2 separate regions of the Homo sapiens genome follow, and region 2 is linked to region 1. A link is a loop called in an ENCODE intact Hi-C map of the cell type or tissue named here. Cell type or tissue: heart left ventricle. All regions are shown on one strand.

The links. A loop is a pair of places that touch in the nucleus more often than their neighbours do. Peaks named below come from ENCODE experiments on the same cell type or tissue, not always from the same donor. Only the 100,000 strongest peaks of a DNase experiment are listed, where the experiment ranks them.
Region 2: a loop joins it to region 1, with 3 times the contacts of the local background. A loop is called at or near these places in 19 of 110 quality-filtered maps.

What each region holds. Positions count from the first base shown.
Region 1 is chrX:110,412,047-110,414,546 of GRCh38, reverse strand. All of the region lies in intron 1 of RTL9 (retrotransposon Gag like 9), which reads right to left. It also overlaps a transcript of AMMECR1 not described here. Among named protein-coding and RNA genes, the nearest start is that of RTL9, 54 kb to the right of the region's middle. In heart left ventricle, a CTCF peak has its summit at 1,227 (motif pointing right); a DNase peak (open chromatin) is centred at 1,236.
Region 2 is chrX:109,923,946-109,926,445 of GRCh38, reverse strand. No RefSeq gene overlaps it. Among named protein-coding and RNA genes, the nearest start is that of TMEM164, 78 kb to the left of the region's middle. In heart left ventricle, no CTCF peak of the experiment used is centred here; no DNase peak of the experiment used is centred here; H3K27ac peaks cover 622 bases.

The DNA.
Region 1 (2,500 bases):
AAATAACAAGAGTATTGCCCTTGCAGGGCTGCTGGCAGGATTAAATGAAACACTGCATGCAAAGCACCTGGCACAGTGGCTGGTACCTAGAAGACACTCGATACATATCACTTCCCCTTTCCCCTCATCCTTTTTCCTCCACTTCACCCTTTCTTAAAGGCTGGCATGGTATGGAGCATGGAAGTGGCCAAAGCAGACTCTAACCCAGACAGTCTGACTCCAGAGGGCAGTGGAGAAAGTTTGCAAGTGCTATTGTCAGGACAGTTACTTAGAAGGATTGTTTAGCTGAGTTGAGGGCCCCGCTGAGGTTGGAAACTATGACTTTCTGGTGGGACTAACCAACAAAGTGATGGGATTTTCTCCAGCAATGTTCCTCCATCTGGGCATAAGCACAGAGGAGGAAACTGTCAGTTAAATTTATCCAGACTTAGGATTTTGCCTCATGGATGCAGCAGAAAGACACAGGGCAAGGGAATTGGGGATATACGCAAGATTCTGAAAGCAAACAGACCTGACTTCAAATCTCATCTCTGCTGTGGGACTTTGGGTAAGTCACTCAACCTCTCTGAGCCTCAGTCACCTCATTAAAAGGAAAACCACAATAGTATCTTCCTCATAAAGTTATTGTGAGGATAACATGAGATTACTGAAATGATGTCATAAGATGGGTAGTATATGCCTGGCACATACATATTAGTTGTTATTCTTATCATCATCATCATCATGTTCCAGGATGGAGAGGGAAGGTAGTAAGGTGAAAGGGGCTGATGGGATGGAAGAAATGGATGGAGGGGGCTCAAAAAACTGGAGAGCCTCCTGAGGTAAAAAGAAGAGCGTTGAGGCCAGCCAGCAAGGTGTAGATGGTAGGGGGTTCTGACTGATGATGAAGCATGGTAAGGCTAGGATGAGAGTGTGTCCTGTACATGGATCACGGATGTCCAACTCACCCAGAATGATGTCAGGACTTGGGGTGGAGAAGAAGACAATGAGCCAGATGTCGAACTCTTCGTTGAATGTGGGGGTGGGGGGGGGTTGACCAGGAGGGGATGGTTATAAAGAAGCGTCAACGAGGAGAGAAGTAGCCAGATGGCATGAGAAGGAGGAGTTCTTGGCTGAGGACGGAGGACTAACAGCCTGGAAGCAAACAGGGGAAGCTAGAGCACAGACCCCACCTCCCAGCCCTAGGGTGCCTGTAGTGTGGGAGTGTGGACAGTGTCCACTAGAGGGCGCTGGTGGCAAAGCCGTGAGATCCGCCGTGGAGACTCAGGTTTCAGCACTTCCAGGCCCGGAGGTAGACAATAGTGCTCTGTAAAATTTATCCAGGGTGTAGGGGGAATTGTTTACTGCAAGGTGGGGGCTTCCAGAGGGTACTGAGAAGAGTGAGAGAGGGCGGTAGTGGGGAGGTGGATGAGTCGGGGTGGCAGGGATGGGAGCACTGAGCAGTATGAGGATGGTATGGGAGAGGACAGATGACGAGCAGGGAGGCTTAACGTTTGGGCTGTGGCCAAGAACTGGGGGATGTGAAGCCTGGTGGGATTAACTGTCCTCGGAATTCCAAACGGAGCTTTTTTTTCCCTTTACATCTTTTGTTTATTATAAAAGTAGCACATGCTAGTTTCAAACAACTCTAATTATTGCTCAAGGGAAAATCTACCTCTCCTATTCTACTCCCCAGTGTTGACAGTCTGTCTATCCTTCCAGTCTTTTCCTGTATGTGTAACATATAATACCCTTAACAAAAATCAGATCCTACTATACTTACTCTTCTGCAACTTGCTTTTATCACAATACTATATTGGAGATATCATTGCACATCAGTATTTAAAGATCTAGCTTGTCTTTATTTGTGGCTACATCGTCATTGTCATCATTATACTAGTAGTTGGAATAGTAATGTGTAGCAATTATTAAATGCTCTGTGCCAGGTCCTATCTGAATATTTCATATGAATTATCTCATTTACTCTTCACAACTTCATGAATTGTTACTTTTCCCATTTTACAGATGAGAAACGGCACAGAGAGGTTAGAAACTTGGTCGAAGTCACACAGCTCATAAAAGCTAGAGGAGGAAGTCAAACCTAGGCAGTCTAACCAAGGCTCAAACTCTTAATCATTAGCATAGTAATGCTTAGTATGTCATTATTGGGATGTATTATAAATGATTTAACCAGTCCTTCACCGAGGTCATTTAGTTTTTTCAATTTGCTCCTATTTACAAATAATGTTTAAATGAACATCCTTATACATGGAGCATTTTGCAAAGGTAAACTCCTAAGACAGGAATTGCTGACTCAAATAACATTTCCAGTTGCCCTCCAGATGTGCATCAAGAGTGAATGAGTGTGCTGTTTCACCAGATTCTCACAAACCCTGGGTTTTAGTGACCTTTTAAATTTTTGCCAATTTGAGAGGTAAAAGCTGACATCTGAATCATCTCAATATTGTTTTAATTTGCATTTCTTAATTATTACTGATTGGTGTTCCTTTTAATAGGGCAT
Region 2 (2,500 bases), 490 kb after region 1:
TCACTGTTCAATTATCTGCGGAAGGATTGCCTACTTTACAGATTAGCCATGGAGATTTTGAAGCCTGAGCCCTTTTCTTCTGACACTCAAGTTATCCCTGAATGCTGCCAGTCATTTACGCACACTGGAATGGGCACAGAGAGTACCGACTGATGGGACTCACGGCCAAAGCACACAACAGTTAGGAAAGCCAATCTACAGTGAAGATAATTCCAGAATCTATCCCAGATTCCATGCTTTCATGATCTCTGGCATAACAAATAAAAAGGAATCCACTGCTGGCAATTAATTAATGGAAGTTGGAAATAATTTGCTTAGGAGTATCTATGCAAATTTTGTGTCTAAAGTCTTCTTGAGTGATCCATAAACACAAACAATATCCATGGGACAAAAATTCTTTCCTTTTTCCAATTTACTTCATTTCTTTTTTTATTCCTTTCATCTTCAAACAACTATTTATTGAATGCCTTCTGTCCACCAGGCACCATGCTGGTCACTGAGCATAGAGAGGTGAATAAGACAGCCACTTCCCCTGTCTTCTGGAACAAGTGCAGGTTTGGCCAGATGCAGAGAAGGGAATTCATGAAATACAGCCTGTGACACATGTCTGGGCCTACAGAAGTTTCTCAATCCATACCTGTGGAGATGTCACCATATTCATGCCATAGCACAGTATGATGCTATGTAAGAAAAAGTACATGGGCCTTGGAATCAAATATGCTTCCACTTGAATCCTGGTTTGCCATTGCTGCATGTGTGATCTTGGGCAAATTATCTATTGTATTTAGGCTTCAGTTTCCTCATCTGTTTAAAATGGGGATTGTAGAAGTACCTACTTTATAGGAGTATGTGCTTGGCAGAGGGATTGGCACATAGTCCTTGGAAAACAGAAGTTTCCTTTCTGTTATCCCTCATAACCTGAAAGTGATACTACTTGCCCTCCATTCAGAATAATGCGCTTCTGGGATATATTTTAGTGGTGAAAATGGGTAATGCTAATCCCCTCATTATTCTTAATTCCTCTTTGCAGTTTTTGTTTTTTATGCTGGCCCTGGTTGCATTTAGCAAAAGTTCAAGACTGCCCAAGAGTTCAGATGAAATTGGTAATCCAGACTCCTAAGCGGCCCACCACCTGCTGCAGTGGCACATGCTCATGCCTAATGCCCAATTCTCCCATGTCAAGATGTACAGTAAGTCCTCACTAACAGCCTCGATAGGTTCTTGGAAACTTTATGTGAAACAATGTATAATGAAACCAACTTAAGTTTCTATAGCATATTTGTGGTCACAAAACATTGCCAAACTTCTAAATAAAGACCAAAACACTTCTAGTGGTAAACCCTGAAATAAATGTGAGCTATATACACATTTAAGAAAGATTAATAAAAACAAGGTAATTATTTTTTTTTAAAAAAAGAATCCTGTTCAGTGGTGCGCTAGAGCCAACTTGTACCAGCTCACAAGAGCCCACTGGGCACATCTCTTCCCAACTCTGTTCATAAACATTCTGTTGATAGCTTGAAATTGGCCATGATGGGAATATTGGCAAACATTACAAATCAAGGCTTCCCCCACCTTACCAACCTAAAAGAGCTGGTTGATAAACATCTACCAGCATGCCACTGCCTGGGAGTAGACAGATCTCACTAGGTGATCTGGTCTATTCCCTGCTTCAGGGCTGGGACTGGGGTGAGCAAGGAGGTGCCTCGGCTGCAAATTTTAAGGAGGCATTTACTCTGAGACCATGCAAATGTAGGCTCAGCACACTACCCTGAGAGCTTGCCCTATCCTAGTCCCTGCACTGCCCTGCCCTGTTTCCATATGATTATGCATTCAATTCAATCAATTTTATTGATAATCTACTATTTACCAGGTCTTTCTCCAGAAACAAACAAAATCCCTGGCTTTTGGAAGCTTACATTTTAATTGGAAAGGCAGGAATAAACATGATAAATAATTAAACTTGTAGTATCTTAGATAGGGTCAAGGGCCAAGGCAAAATATAAAGCAGGGAAGGAGATATAGGAAATGTTTTGAGGTACTGGGGTTGGAGAAAGCCTCACCGAAAAGTTATCTTTGAGTAAAGGCTTAAGGGGGTTAAGCAAATTAACGCTAATGGGGGCCAGGCATAGTGGCTCATGCCTGTAATCCCAGCATTTGGGAGGCCGAAGGGGGCGGATCACTTGAGGTCAGGAGTTTGAGACCAGCCTGGTCAACATGGCGAAACCCAATCTCTACTAAAAATACAAAAATTAGCTGGGCGTGGTGGTACATACCTGTAATCCCAGCTACTCGGGAGGCTGAGGCAGGAGAATCTCTTGAACCCGGGAGGCAGAGGTTGCAGGGAGCCGAGATCACATCACTGCACTCCAGCGTGGGTGACAGAGTGAGACATTCCATCTCAAAAAAAAAAGCAAAAGACAAAAAACAAATTAACAGTAATGGTCACTAATGGTTTTCTTCCATAGTTTAAGTGCTCTCTAGGAAAAGAGAGTTCACC